2 separate regions of the Homo sapiens genome follow, and region 2 is linked to region 1. A link is an interaction called in ENCODE POLR2A ChIA-PET data of the cell type or tissue named here. Cell type or tissue: OCI-LY7. All regions are shown on one strand.

The links. ChIA-PET counts read pairs that join two places held together with the same protein. Peaks named below come from ENCODE experiments on the same cell type or tissue, not always from the same donor. Only the 100,000 strongest peaks of a DNase experiment are listed, where the experiment ranks them.
Region 2: POLR2A ChIA-PET joins it to region 1 with 15 read pairs; 2 of 35 experiments call an interaction of 5 or more read pairs at or near these places.

The regions. Positions count from the first base shown.
Region 1 is chr10:119,128,074-119,136,073 of GRCh38, reverse strand. It overlaps DENND10 (DENN domain containing 10), which reads right to left. Exons shown (of 9, transcript NM_207009.4): 7 at 6,452-6,559; 8 at 3,465-3,559. Among named protein-coding and RNA genes, the nearest start is that of DENND10, 28 kb to the right of the region's middle. In OCI-LY7, no CTCF peak of the experiment used is centred here; DNase peaks (open chromatin) are centred at 3,993 and 4,243; H3K4me3 peaks cover 811 bases; H3K27ac peaks cover 1,351 bases.
Region 2 is chr10:119,501,884-119,509,883 of GRCh38, reverse strand. All of the region lies in intron 4 of RGS10 (regulator of G protein signaling 10), which reads left to right. Among named protein-coding and RNA genes, the nearest start is that of RGS10, 37 kb to the left of the region's middle. RefSeq lists an enhancer at 1-71. In OCI-LY7, no CTCF peak of the experiment used is centred here; a DNase peak (open chromatin) is centred at 7,413; H3K4me3 peaks cover 1,151 bases; H3K27ac peaks cover 1,255 bases.

The DNA.
Region 1 (8,000 bases):
CCTGAGTAGCTGGGACTACAGGCATGCGCCACCACACCCAGCTAATTTTTAAATACTTTTTGTAGAGATGGGGTTTCACCATGTTGCCCAGGCTGGTCTCAAACTCCTGGGCTCAAGCAATCTGCCCACCTTGGCTTCCCAAACTGCTGGGATTATAGATCTGAGCCACTGCATCTGGCCTGATAATTCTTTTTAAAGAAAAAATTAGGAAAAATGAAACAAAATTAACTTAGAAAAATCATAGTGTGTGGTTTTGGTTTTTTTTTTTTTTTTTTTTTTTTTACAATTTTAGTCATTTTCTGAGTGTATAATTCAGTGGCATTAAGTACATTTGCAGCGTTGCACAACCATCACCACTATTTCCAGCACGTTTCACCATCACAAACAGAAACTCTACCCATTACACAATAACCCCATTTCCCCTCGCTTAGCCCCTGGGAACCTCTATTCTGCCGTCTAACTCTGTGAATTTGTCTGCTCTAGATAGCTCATATAAGTGGAATCATACAACATTTACCCTTTAGTGTCTGGCTTATTTCATTAGCATGGTTTCAAGGTTCATCCATGCTATAGCATGTATCAGAATTCTATTCCTTTTCTCCCCCCCAACAAAAGCCACATTCAAAACATTCCATTCCTTTTTAAGCTGAGTAATATTCTACTGTATATAAAGACTACATTTTGCTTGCCCATTCATCTGCTGAAGGACACTGGGTTGCTTCTGCCACGTTTTGGCTACTGTGAGTAACACTGCTATGGATATTTCCATACGAGTACAGTCATGCACCACATAATGACGTTTTGGTCAACCAGGGACCACATTTACAATGGTAGTCCCATAAGATGATAATGCTATATTTTTACAGTATCGTTTCTTTTCTTTTTCTTTTTTTTTTTTTTTTTTTTTTTTGAGACAGTTTTGCTCTTGTTGCCCAGGCTGGAGTGCAATGGCACAATCTCGGCTCGCTGCAACCCCCGCCTCCCGGGTTGAAGCGATTCTCCTGCCTCGGCTTCCCAAGTCGCTGGGATTAACAGGCGCCCACCACCACACCCGGCTAATTTTTGTATTTTTAGTAGAGATGGGTTTCACCATGTTGGCCAGGCTGGTCTTGAACTCCTGACCTCAGGTGATCCGCCCGCCTCGGCCTCCCAAAGTGCTGGGATTACATGCATGAGCCACCGGGCCTGGCCGAGTCCCTGCTTTCAATTATTTTGGGTATATACCCAGAAACAGCATTGCTAAATCATATGGTAACTTGATGTTTAACTTTTTGAGAAATGCTGCTATTGTTTTTTTGAAGGAATCTCTTCCCAAAAGTCCTCTTCTGCCTGGGATAAGTAACCCGGCACCTGCCACGCAGGCTTTATTCCTTTTGGGTGGCTGAGGACTCACTAAAGCACTCATTAAAATCATGTCTTCTGGCCAGGCATGGTGGCTCACGCCTGTAATCTCAGCACTTTGGGAGGCCGAGGCAGGTGGATCATTTGAGGTCAGAAGTTCAAGACCAGCCTGACCAACATGGTGAAACCCTGCCTCTACTAAAAATACAAAAAAATTAGCCAGGCATGGTGGTGCATGCCTATGGTCCCAGCTACTCGGGAGGCTGAGGCAGGAGAATCGCTTGAACCTGGGAGGCAGAGGTTGCAGTGAGCCAAGATCACGCCACTGCACTCCCGCCTAGGCAACAGAGCGAGACTCTGTCTCCAAAAAAAAAAAAAAAAATCATGTCTTCTGGCCAGGCGTGGTGGCTCATGCCTGTAATCCCCAGCACTCTGGGAGGCTGAGGTAGGCGGAGCACTTGAGGTCAGGAGTTCAAGATCAGCCTGGTCAGCGTGGTGAAACCCCATCTCTACTAAAAATGCAAGATTAGTCAGGTGTGGTGGCAGGCCCCTGTAATCCCAGTGCCTGCTACGTGGGAGGCTGAGGCAGGAGAATCGTTTGAACCCACGTGGTGGAGGTTGCAGTGAGCCAAGATTGCACCACTGCACTCCACCCTGGGCGACAGTGAAACTCAAAAAAGGGAAAAAAAAGTCACGTCTTCTTCCTTGTTTGCTGACATCATTAATTCATTCATGTATTTTTGAACCCTTACAGCATTCCCAGCACTTTCACTTGCCCTCCCCAAGGTCTCATACGTCATACTAAGTCATCTAGGTAGCACTTTTAGTCTGTGAACAACACAGTAATGCAAAACTCAGATTCACATATGTTGCTGATATTGTAAGAATATGTCTTTACTCTAATGTTGGGGGTAGGTGGGCAGTGAGGATTCCCATGGTAGGAAAGAAGCGGCCCCAGAGTCTCCAGTGTTCAGGTCCTCAGGGCAAGATCAGCCCACTCTTCCTGCTCACAGCTGGCCAGGCCACCAGCACTGCAGAGAAATGGCCCCTCTCATCTTTCCGCTGACATGTCACCTCCTTAGAGATCTGGCCTACCCATCCCCCAATATTCTCCACCTCAACCCCTTCTGTCACAGCACCTAACATGGGCTGTAATTATCTTGTCATTTATTATTTTCTGTGCATCTACTCCACTAAATTACAGACTCCATGAGGGCAGGGATTTGCTCACCACTGCATCCCCACTGCCAGTGCAATGCCTAACAAACAGAGCTCAAGAAACACTGAGTAAATGAATGGATAAATGAAGAAGGCATCAGGTTGGGCCGAATGAGTAAAGCCTGCATATCAGAGGTGCCCCCGTACCCCCAGGTAGGACAGGTGCAGATGGGAGACAGTCCTTCTGGGCCCTCCAGCCCCAGGTTATGAGTCAGGCATCTAGATAAGGCAACGCTGGAAGTGTATCCTTCAGGAGAGGAGCAAGGAGCTGGGAACAGGCCAAATGCAAGGAGCTGGGCGGGCTGCAGGCCACCACGTGGAAAGCACAAGAAATAAAACCCATTTGCCATCCCAGTTTGGCAAGGGCAGAGCAGGTGCCCACTGGGCCACATGGACGCTGGTCAGCATGCCAGGTAGACACCAGCAAGGAGCTGGCTCTGCGGCATGTGGCAACAGTCACTAAGTGGGACAGGAGTCTGACTGCATGATTTCTGTTGTCCTGGAGACAAGCAAAGCAAAATTTTGACAATCTAGTTCCCCATGCTCAGCAACAACCTCCCCTTTATAATTTGTTCCTCCAGGGAAATTCTCCTAGGAAGAAAGAATGCACTGGCTGGCCCAGAAAAGCCTTCCAGACCACTTGGTAGTTACATTTCTCATTGCCAGCGGTCGGTGTCAGCACCAGCCCCTGTGTATACCTGCCCTCGAGCCCAGTAACTAACTAGATCAGGCCAGCCTGCACCTGCTTGTCCATCATCACTGTGGCCGTCTGTAAACCCTCTCTAAGCACCTGCCCGCTGGCCTCTACCACAGCCCCCCACTCTGCTTATGTGCACAGCTCTGCCGCACACCACCCAGCGACACCGGGTCAGGACTTTCAGTAAGTCAGAAGGTGAGGGAGTTACCTGTATAACGTGGCTCTCTGATTTCTCTGGATCTTCTGCAGACTGAACAATTAGCTGACCCATTTCTTTGTGCAGTTTGCCCATTGCCATGGCCTCTGGTGAGATCAAGAAGGTGAATATTTAGAAATCGACATAAAAAATAATCATGCCATCTATCTGAAAACTTGGAAGACCACACTGAGGGAATTTTCAAAAAGCAGCTGATAACCTCCCACATGTCCATTTTATCACTAGACACAAATATGACAACATGCTGGGAGGAAAGGCATAATATAATCGTGATTTATACTTCTGGGCAAACATAAAAACACATCACACCAAACCAGATTTCCCCTTCACACCCACCTGACCAAAATTTTTATTTTTCTTCCCAGACAAAGCATAATGAACAATTCTGACTACAACTAAGTCATGACTATAAGCCAAGAGTCTGACGTTCTAGTCCAGCTCTTTACAGTTAAGAAATGTATCTTTTTGGCGGGAATATTGTGAAAGAGGAGCTTCCTGTCAGTTCTGCAGAAGCCAGCTGGGCGCTCAATTCGTTTAGATTCTTAGAAATGAGCAAAGGAAACCACCTAAGTTAGCCTGGTTACATACATTGCTACTGTCTGCACTGAGGAGGTTAACAGAAACTTGTTTGTCACTTCAAGAGACAGACTCCATTCAACTGGTGCGGATTAGGATGAGCCCATTTTTATAGACACAGAGCAACACAGGGCAGCAGGAAGATGGCCACCCTTTCTGGTCCTAATGCTTCAGCTGCTTAAGTGGCCCTAGCCACAGCCAGTTTTCTTTCACTTTCGCTTTGCAAAAGGCAGTTATTTCGTAAAGATCTGACCCCATAGTTTGAATTTTTCATCATGAGCATGCATTATGTTTGCAATTTTAAAACGAATTAAAGGAAAGCCAGTTATGGTTCTATTAATTTGAATTTTTCAATAAAACCTCACATAATCGAATCTAACAATTCCCAATGAGTCAGCATTCAGCTGCCCCCACTTTTAGGAGAAAGATAAGTGACAAAACAAAGCTGTTAATCAGTAATCCCATCTAAAACCACTACCTGAGTAGTGCTCAACACGCATTTAAGCCAATCTTTTCTACTTTATGTAGCTGTAATTTGGGACAATTTATTTATTTATTTATTTATTTGAGACAGAGTCTTGCTTTGTCACCCAGGCTGGAGTGCAGTGGCGCGATCTCGGCTCACTGCAAGCTCTGCCTCCCGGGTTCAACTGATTCTCCTGCCTCAGCCTCCCGAGTAGCTGGGACTAGAGGCGCCTGCCACCACGCCCGGCTAATTTTTTGTATTTTTGGTAGAGACGGGGTTTCACCGTGTTAGCCAGGCTGGTCCCGATCTCCTGACCTCGTGATCCACCCGCCTTGGCCTCCCAAAGTGCTGGGATTACAGGCGTGAGCCACCATGGCCGGCCTAATTTGGAACAATTTAGAATGTCTAAGAATGCCACTCTAACACTAGTACACCCTTTCCTGATCATTAGCTCTAAGAACAGCTTCATTCCCTTATGCTTACTAAGACATGCTTCAAAAAGATTTTCCATACTGGAGTCACATTTAACCCTGTGTAGTGATAAACGCCTACATATTTTTTGATACTCCTTTCTTCAAGAGGTGGAGACATTCCTCTCTCAAGTGTTGACTAAACTTAGTGATTTGCTTCTAACAAATAGCATATGGAGGAAGTAATGGTGACTATCAAGGCAAGATTATAAAACGCACTGTGACTTCCTTTTCTCTCTCGGGTCACTCACTCCTGGGGAGCCAGCTGTCATATTGTAAGAACACTCAAGCAACCCTATGGAGAGGCCCATGGCAGAAGGAACTGAGGCCTCCTGCCAACAGCCATGCACATTGAAAGCGGATGTTCCAGCCCCAGTGGAGCCTTCAGATGACTGTGGCTCTGGGATATCGTGACTGAAACTTCCTGAGCCAAACTACCTCTACATAAGTCATTCCTGATCCGCCAAAACTGTGAGATAAATATGTGTTGTTTTAGAACATGATGGCTCACGCCTGTAACCCCAGCACTTTGAGAGGCTGAGGCCAGTGGATCACTTGAGGCTAGGAATTCGAGACCAGCCTGGCCGACATGGTGAAACCCTGTCTCAAGTAAAAATACAAAAATTAGGCCAGGCGCAGTGGCTCACATATGTAAGTAATCCCAGCACTTTGAGAGGCCAAGACAGGCAGATCATGAAGTCAGGAGTTCAAGACCAGCTGACCAACATGGTGAAACCCCATCACTAACTAAAAATACAAAATTAGCTGGGTGCGGTGGCGGGTGCCTGTAATCCCAGCTACTCGGGAAGCTGAGGCAGGAGAATCACTTGAACCTGGGAGGCGGAGGTTGCAGTGAGCCAAGATCGTGCCATTGCACTCCAGCCTGGGCATAAGACTCCATCTCAAAAAAAAAAAAATTAGCTGAGCATGGTGGTGCATGCCTGTAAACCCAACTACTCGGGAGGCTGAGACATGACAATCACCTGAACCCGGGAGGCATAGGCTGCAGTGAGCCAAAATCAGGCCACTGCACTCCAGCCTGGGAAATAGAGCAAGACTCTGCCAAAAAAAAAAAGAAGAAGAAAAGAAAAAGGAATATGTGTTGTTTTAAACCACTGAGTTCTGTATGACTCAGAAACATTTCAAAATTAAGAAAATAAACCGCTAAGTTCTGAAGTGATTTGTTATGTGGCAGTAGATAATACACCTTGTTTAAACACAAAAGTAGTGAAACAAGATGAACAGACTATTTAACTTCTTAATATACACTCTGCTGCATAAGCACCCGGGATGTTCTGCTAATATGTCTATGTTTATAGGAATAAATGTTGTGTTCTAGACACGGAAATATCCATCTTCAGCAGAGTTGGTAAGCCAGCCCTCACATACTGGTTTTAGAGAATCAGCCTAAAAATGTACAACTGTTTGGCTTATATCTTGTATCAAGAACAGAACAGAGAACAAACCTTTTGCAAGGGGAGCAATGGTAATCTCACTCTCTGCCAGATTCACAAACACATCATAGAGGTCTGGTCTGTTGCTCACCTCCAAGTCTACAAATCCAGCGACGTAACCTGCATCACAAACATGAGCAACCTTACTGGAGTAGGAAGAAATATGGTGAACCCATCAAAAGAATTGGGTCTAAAAGCTCATCGACTGCTCTCTTTCACTGCTTTATTCATTCGGGAACATTAGCTGTACCCTGTGGCAGTTAGTAAGACTACATTACTATCAGTTGCCTGAAGATATTCACACAACGCCAGATATTCCAAAATTATCCATCAGTGTCAAGGACAAGACTGAAGTAGGGCATTTACTTTCCAATCATTGCTCTTGGGGTCAAGAATGACAGCTGTGGCAGAAGGTAGCAAGGACTCTCTTGACTGATGTTCCCCCTTCAGGTCTTTGCCTTCAGGAAATCAATGGCAAATGCCTGGGTTCTCAGAGTGGAAATGGCATCATCTTTAAGGGTTCAGGGCAACTCAGGAATTAGCAGATCTCTGGGATTGGTGTTAGAACAATGATTCCCAGATTTTTTTGATTTCACAGAGCAATACAATTACCAAAAAAAAAAATTATTTGAGGAGAGACTGATATGGTTTGGATCTGTGTTCCCACCCAAATCTCATGTCGAACTGTAATCCTCAATGTTGGAGGTGGGGCCGGGTCGGAGGTGACTGGATCATGGGGGTGATTTCTTATGAGCGGTTTAGCACCATCCTCTTAGTGTGGTTCTCGTGATTGAGTTCTCACAAAATCTGGTTGTTTAAAAGTGGACGGCACCTTCCCCCACCTTTCTCCTGCTCCAGCCATGTAAGACGTGCCTGCTTCCCCTTCACCCTCTGCCATGATTGTAAGTTTCCTGAGGCCTCCACAGAAGCAGAAGCCACTATTCTTGCTGTACAGCCTGCAGAACTGTGAGCCAATTCAACTTCTTTTCTTTATAAATTATAGTCTCAGTTTTTTTGTTTTTTTTTTTTGAGACAGTCTCGCTCTGTCACCCAGGCCAGAGTGCAGTAGCATGATCTCGGCTCACCGCAACCTCCACCTCCCAGGTTCAAGAGATTCTCCTGCCCCAGCCTCCTGAGTAGCTGGGACTACAGGTGTGCGCCACCACGCCTGGCTAATTTTTGTATTTTGAGTAGAGACGGGGTTTCACCATATTGGCTAGACTGGTGTCGAACTCCTGACCTCGTGATCCGCCTGCCTCAGCCTTCCAAAGCGCTGGGATTACAGGCGTGAGCCACTGTGCCTGGCCTTTTTGTTTGTTTTTGAGACAGAGTCTTGCTCTGTTGCCCAGGCTGGAGGGCAGTGGCACGATCTTGGCTTACTGCAACCTTCACCTCCTGGGTTCAAGCAATTTTCCTGTCTCAGCCTTCTGAGTAGCTGGGACTACAGGCATATGCCACCACACCTGGCTAAGTTTTGTATGTTTAGTAAAGACAGGGTTTCACCATATTGGTCAGGCTGGTCTTGAACTCATGACCTCAGGTGATCCACCCACCTTAGCCT
Region 2 (8,000 bases), 370 kb before region 1:
TGAGCTTGGCCCTGAGCACCAGAGGCAGAAGTGGGGGATTCTAGTCCAGCCCTGCCGCTGTCTGACCCCAGGAGGGTTCTGTTTCTTACTGTGGCTTCTGAGTCCCCATCTGTAACATGGGGCTTTGGGCAAATACTCTGCTACCTCTCTGAGCTGCGCTGCCAAGCAGTCTATGAGCGTTCAATGCCCTGGTGTTAAAAAGTCACTGATAACTACAGCCTTATTTCCTTAGATCTGACTCCCCCTGCTGCCCCTACCCCAACTTCTTTGACTTTATTTATATATATATTTTTGAGGCAGGGTCTCACTCTGTCACCCAGGCTGGAGTACAGTGGTGTGATCTTGGCTCACTGTAGCCTTGACCTCCTGGGCTCAAGCAATCCTCCCACCTCAGCCTCCCAAGTAGCTGATACTACAGGCGAGCGTCAACATGCTCAGATTTTTTTTTTTAATTTTTTGTAAAGATGGGGTCTCACTATGTTGCCCAGGCTGGTCTCAAACTCCTGGCCTCAAGCAATCCTCCCATCTTGACCTCCCAAAGTGTTGGGATTGGAGGCATAAGCCACTGTGCCCGGCCTTCTTTCACTTTAGAATTTAGTTACTGTGAGATTGTGGACAAGACTTGCTCCCTCTCCGTGCCTAGCTTTTCTCATTTGTGAAGTGGAGGTTATAATAATAAGGTATTTATGAACTCCTGACCTCAAGTGATCTGCCCACCTCAGCCTCCCAAAGTGCTGGGATTACAGGCATGAACCACTGCGCCCTGCCTATTTTAATTTTTTTTATACTGGGTCTCCCTCTGTCATCGAGGCTGGAATACAGTGGCACCATCATGGCTCACTGTAGCCTTGACCTCCCAGGCTCGATCCATCCTCTAACCTTAGACTGCTGAGTAGCTGGGACTATAGGCATGTGCCACCACACTTGGCTAATTTTTAAAATATATTTTTCTAGGGATGGGGTCTTACTATGTTGCCCAGGCCGGTCTTGAACTCCTGGGCTCAAGCAATCCTCCAGCCTTGGCTTCCTAAAGTGCTGCTGTGATTACAGGTGTGAGCCACAGTGTCTGGCCTAAAATTATCTTAAGTTATTGAATTAGTACATGCTTATTGTTAAGATAAAGAAAAGAAAATTCATGTGTCCAGGTGGGTATGAAGTGAAAAGTTAAGATCCCCCAGTCCTGCCGCTCCTTCTCTCTTCTTAGCAGGAAATCGATGACGTTATTGGTCCTTTCAGGCTGTACTCAAACATTGAAGAATGGAACACATTGAAGTCTGCTCAGTGACTTAAAGTTGTTCCATATGAAAGATTTAAAACAAAATTCTCCTCTGGCACATTTCTTAGCCCCAGTTTACACACCTTTCTTGCTCAGAAGCCTTTGGTTTAAGTTCTATATACAGCGCAGCATGGTCTGGAACAGCCATGAGCTTGATGAAGATAGAAAGGTCCAGATCATTGCACATGGCAGCTTCGTGGCTTTCTCAGTCCATGGAAGAGAAGGGCATGGGTTTGGGGTTGTGGGGTGCTCATTCTTCTTCCATGAATATCAGGGGTCCCCATGCCTACACTTAAAAGCAGATTTTGGGCCGGGCACAGTGGCTCATGCCTATAATCCCAGCACTTTGGGAGGCCGAGGCGGGTGGATTAGCTGAGTTCAGGAGTTCGAGACTAGCCTGGCCAACATGGTGAAACTTCGTCTCTACGAATAATACAAAAAAATTAGCCGGACATGGTGGTGCACGCCTGTATTCTCAGCTACTCAGGAGGCTGAGGCAGGAAAATCGCTTGAACCCGGGAGGTGGAGGTTGCAGTGAGCCGAGATCGTGCCATTGCACTCCAGCCTAGGTGACAAGAGCGAAACTCTGTCTCAAAATAAATAAATACACAAGCAGAGTTTGCGTCTGCTAGGGTGCCTTCCCGAGGCTTTGGATCTGGTGCTAAACTCTAGCCTGGAAAAGCAGAGATGAGGTGGCCTTCTCCACTCAAAAAGAAGTCCTCAGCCTCTGGTGCTTACAAAAAAAATGGAAAACCAGCAGTTTGGGAGGCTGAGGTGGGCGGATCACCTGAGGTCAGGAGTTTGAGACCAGCCTGGCCAACGTGGTGAAACCCCGTCTCTACTAAAAATACAAAAAGTAGCCGGACATGGTTGCATGTGCCTATAATCCCAGCTACTTGGGAGTCTGGGTCGGGAGAATCAATTGAACCTGGAAGGGAGAGGTTGCACTGAGCTGAGATCATGCCACAGCACTCCAGCCTGGGCAACAGAGTGAGACTCTGTCTCAAAAAAAAAAAAAAAAAAAAAAAGCCTTGGGTGAGATGCTAGTGCTCCCAGCCACATCCTTGACAGAGAAAGGAGCCATGAATGGGGTCCCTTTTTAGCAATGCAGTTTCTTTGAGTTTTCCCAGAACGTAAGAGGGGAAAAATGCTTCCTTTTTCAACGTAAGTAAGAGGGGTGGGCCAGCTATTGAGGGCCTCGGAGGGTGAGAGAGGGGCTGTCCGGCCTGTGGCAGTCATTTGGGGGCCCATTCTCTCCCTTGCCCCATTATTTCTCCAAACAGGACCTTGGCCTGAGTGCCCCTGCATGACCATGGTCCCCTCTCCTGGGTGGTGGCAGAGGCTGTGGTGGTGGCCAGAGCCAGGGACTTAGGATGTGTCAGTCTTATGGGTGCCAGGTGACATTTGCTCCAAAAGATCAAATGCAGGGAAGAAATGGGTATTTTCCAGCATGCTCCGCTAGAAAGGGCAGGTGTGGTTTTTTGTTCAAACAGAAGGGAGGTTGGCTGTCTGTGTACACCGTAGCCATCTGCCTCACGAGGGTCAGGATGGGAAGGGCAGTATTCGAGATACTTTGAGATGTTTCTTGCAACTTTAAAATGGTATTTGGTGCTGGGCATGGTGGCTCACGCCTGTAATCCCAGCACTTTGGGTGGCTGAGGCGGGAGGATGACAAAGTCAAGAGATTGAGACCAGCCTGGCTAACATGGTGAAACCCCGTCTCTACTAAAAATACAAAAATTAGCTGGGTGTGGTGGCACGTGCCTGTAATTCCAGCTACTTGGGAGGCTGAGGCAGGAGAGTTGCTTGAATCAGGGAGTTGGAGGTTGCGGTGAGCTGAGATCGCGCCGCTGCACTCCAGCCTGGCGACAGAGTGAGACTCCGTCTCAAAAAAAATAAATAAATAAAAGTATTTGGGGGAAGAGGAGGGGAGAGTGGCACTCAGAGGAGCATTCAACTCCCCTTCCGATGGCAAAAGGCAAAATTAAAATGCCTTCACCCCCAGCAGAAAGTGAGTCATGTCATTTGGGCCTGGAATTTGAATCGTGTGGACGGTAGAAAAAAGCGGACAATCCGCTCCACACGTGTGACCGCCACACGCGTGAACCCGTGAGCTTGGGAGGGGATATCGTCCAAGCGAGGTCTCTCTGATCCCGCTGGTGTCCAGACTCCTTCTGGAGTTCCAATCCCACCCCTGGCACACTGTCCATCTCTGGCTGGTCTGTCGTGAAGCTGGAGAGCCGTGCAAGGCGACAGAGCCTTCTGTGTGGCCCGTCCTGGCGCTCTGGGGCAAGGGCTGACTTGAGCTGCTTCGTCTGCTCATCTGCTGTCTGCCAGCTGCCCTCAGACCTCCTCCTGGGTGCAGCCCGTTCCCACTTGAGAGGGAGGTGGTCTTCACTTTAGGGGGTAGGCACATCCCTGTTTGCGCCTTGCCCCGACAGCCTCGTCAATGCCCAGCCACTTCTGAGGGCTGGAGGGACAGGAGCTTCCTTTCTTCCCCCTTTCTGTCTCCTCGCGTGGGTACAAAAGCACGTCTGTAGTCCATGTGTGTGAAGAGAGGACGCATTCTAGAGCCGCAATTCAGAGACGGCGGTGCTTCCACCTTCTTTCAGCGATTTTCATATACAAGCGAAACCAAGTTCTTAAAGCAGATATGATATCCCGCTAATTAAACTTTCATTGCCTTAAGGAATGATTTTTTTCCTCCTGTGCTGGATTAAAATAAAATGGCAGAGGGTTTTGAAGAGAAGAGAGGATGCATGTTTTGTTTAGGTCTTCTGTACTTGTCTTCTGAGAAGTGTTAAAATATTTATTAGGCTTGAAACGCAATGAATGGAGACAGTGACGCAATATTCACAGAGGGGCCTTCAAGGCTGGTTGAGGTCCTCGTTTCTGCACAGATGAGTATGCGTCAGGGGGACGTCCTTTCCTGGAGCGGCACATTTGGAACAGTCTGAAGTTGGGGCACTGCATGGATATTTTTCTTTCAGGAAGGCAAATCCTGCTCAGCCATGGCAATGTCTGGGATCTGGAGAGGAGGTGGCTTGGTGATATAAAGACCTTGTTCTGCAGGACGGTTGTGCAGAGTTGCACATCTGCAGGAAGCCTCCCTCCTCATTTTTGTCCGAGTCTCACTTCCAGCAGCCTGTAGGATTGGATCCCAAGGCAACGATGCTAAACAGTTTACAGTCCAGGCGTGCAGCTTGCAGATGTGGGGCTGCCAAAACCCCAAAGCTTGCTAAGCCGCAGCTGTCTTGGCCAAAAAAAAAAAAAAAAAAAAAAAAAGATGCAGAATGCAGCTCAGCCGCCAACTTGAGTTTTCCGCTTCACCAGCAGCCGTTTGTTGGACGGATGGTGGCCTCAGCTCTGTTCCCGTGTCTTCCACTCACCTGCGGCCTCCTGCTTAGCCCAGATAGCTCCATTTTCTTCTTTCTCTGCCTTGTGGACCCTTAAGGAGTCTGACCGTGTTGTTCAGGTGCCCATCACAGTCCAAACCTGGTGAGGTCATGTCTCCCCCTCAGGGATCCCTGCTTGTTGGAACTGTCTGGGACCCCTAGGCCCATCTCATTTTCTGTGTTTGAGCCGGGGTGAGGTGAAATCAACAAGCCAACTGGATGAGCCTCCTTGGACTGTCATAAGCAATGACCCCAAGTCAAGTGGCTTCAAACAGCAGAAACGTATTCGCTCAGCAGAAACGGATTGAAAATATGACATCAAGGTGTTGGCAGGGCCCTGTTCTCCACAAGACTCTGGTGGGTGGTGGCGAGAGGGTGTGGGGGGTGCTTACTTGCCCCTTCAGCTTACAGACTGCTGGTGGCTGCCGGCACTCCTTAGCGCTCCTTGGCACGTGGCTGCATCACCGATGTCTCCCTCTGCCTTCACACGCCTTCTTCCCTCAGTGTGTCCCCTCCTCTTCTGATAAGGACACCCAGTCCCTGGATTTAGGGCCTACCCTAAATGCAGTATGATTTTATTTTGAGACCCTTATGCAACCCTCTTTTCAAATGAGGTCCATTCTGAGATTCGAGGTGAATGTAAGTTTGGGGGAACACCATTCACCCCACTACTGACCTTTGGGGACATATTGTTTCTCACTTAGACACATGGATACACTCTTAAAGAATGTATTTGGAGCCGGGCGTGGTGGCTCATGCCTGTAATCCCGGCACTTTGGGAGGCCTAGGAGGGTGGATCACCTGAGGTCAGGAGTTTGAGACCAGCCTGGTCAATGTGGTGAAACCCCGTCTCTACTTAGCTGGGTGTGGTGGCGCACACCTGTAATCACAGCTACTCAGGAGGCAGAAGCAGGAGAATCGCTTGAACCCAGGAGGCGGAGTTTGCAGTGAGCCAAGATCGTGCCACTGCACTCCAGCCTGGGTGACAGAGTGGGACTCCATCTCAAAAAAGCAAACAACAACAACAAAAAAGAACGTATTTGGGATCATTGTTTTTAGATAGGGTGTGTTTTTAAAATTTAGTATCAGTCATTTAACATTCACGGGCAGTTTTCCATGTTACTCTCTTTGCAGCCCTCGTTTTTATTGTCCTGCCATGCGAGTGGCAGATGGCCTCATGGTTGGGAGTGGGGGCTGCAGAGCCTGCCAGGGCTGGCCTTCCGCCCTTCTCTTTTGCTCACTGTTATGGGCTGAACTGTGCTCCCCTCCCTAATCCATATGTTGAAGTCCTAATCCCCAGAATGTGACTTTATTTGGAGATAGGGCTTTAAAGGGGTAATTAACATTAAACAAGGACATTGAGGTGAGCTCTAACCCAATCTGACTAGTGTCCTTGTGAGAAGAGGAGGTAAGGACACACGTGCACCGGGGAGACCCTGTGAAGACGCAGGGAGAAGGTGTGGTCTACGAGCCGAGGACAGCGGCCTCAGGAGAAACCAACCCTGATGGCACCTTGACTTGGACTTCTAGCCTCCAGAACTGTGAGGAACCCCTAAGCCCCTCGTTTCTTCCTCTGTCAAATGGGGGTCTTCAGAGCGCTGGAGGGAGAACTGAATGAAAGAATGCCCACACGCTGCCCAGCGCAGGGCTGGAGGGCACTGCAGCCGCGTTGGTACTAGCCGGGTTCATTTCCCCAGCCTCTGCTGCTGCACAGCGCACGATTTCTCTTCAGCCACTGGTAAACACTTACTGGGCCCCAGTCACAGCTCTTTTCCCTGTGATAGATGAGGCTCTGGCCAGTAGCTGGGCACACGATCTCTGGCCACTTTCTTGGAAGAAAGTTTTAGGTGCATTCTCTTTTTTTTTTTTTTTTGAGACAGGGTCTGGCTCTATCACCCAGGATGGAGTGCAGTGGCGTGATCTTAGCTCACTGCAGCCTCAACCTCCGCGGGCTTAGGTGATCCTCCCACCTCAGCCTCCTTAGTAGCTGGGACTACAGGTGGGTGCCACCAAGCCCTGCTAATTTTTATATTTTTAGTAGAGACAGGATTTTGCTATCCGCCCGCCTCAGCCTCCCAAAGTGCTGGAGTTTCAGGCATGAGCCACCGCACCCGGCCTTAGTTGCATTCTCCATCCTCTAAGTCACCTTTGCTGAGCCCCGTCCCAGGAGCACCCTGTTGCTGTGTGCTCCTGAGCCAGGCCCAGGGGGTCGTTGGCCGGTGGCAGTCAGAAGTCTGCCCGTGCACCCCATGTAAAGCAATCAGGCTTCCCACAGCCCAGGCGCACGAGGGCTTTGGGGGCGACATCCTCTCCTTTCTCCAGCCTGTCTGGGTCCAACAGCCACAGCTGCCTCCCAGTCACTGCAGCAGCACGGGAGATGGGCAAGGGCTCTCAGAGGAGGAAACCTCTGCCTGAGGGACTTCTGCACTCGTGGGGCATTTCACACCTGCCCCAGTAGGGAGTGGCCCTTATGCTCTTAATAAATAGTTCGCAGCCCCCTCCCCTCAGGCTTGCTGGCAGCCTTGGGATCTCGGGATCTCGGGGTCGAGTCCTGCCAGCCCGGTGCAGCCCCTGAGCTTCCTCCCAGCCGAAGCAGCCTCCTTCCCTCCCCCTCCTCCTCTGCCCTGGGTGCCCCCAGCACCGGCCTTTTTTCTTCTCTACTTTGAAGTCTGAGCCTCAGAGCCACTACAGGCAAACAGGATGTTCCTCTCCCACATGCAGACTTCACACGAGACGCTTGGGTCGCACCGCATCCTGCTTAGAGTGGTGGGTCCCATCTGCGTGGACCTGGGGTGGGAGTGGGTACAGGACTGAGGCTGGGTGCCAGGTGGGACCTTCGTGCAACTGGTTTCATTAGTCACATTTGAGCGTTCATTGCAGACTTTGAACTAGGTGAGCCTCTGAAAGTTTCCCCTTGGGGACTCTTGTGCCTGGAAGGGCTGAATAAGGCAGATGGTGACGCTTGCTTAGCACGTCGGTGGGAGGCCATGAAGGAGTAATGGCGTTTCTCATCCCCCACCTCAGCCCTGGCTATGATTTTTGTATTTTCTGGGATTAAAAAAAAGTTTGTTTTTTTTTTCTGTAAACCTCAGCAAATTACAATCACACCTGGAATTACAGGATGGCTACAAGATAGATGACTGCTCTAGTGTGGCACAGGACAGGGGCTTAAGGAGGCAGGGTCTTGCTGAGCAGCTGGAGGACTCGGGCAAGACTAGAAGGGCACCAGGGGATGGGCAGGCGCTAGTTTAACAGTTTAAAGAAAACCTAAAGTCCCAGGTCTTTCTCTGGGTTGTGGACTCTGTTTATAGCACAGTGACTCAGGCAGT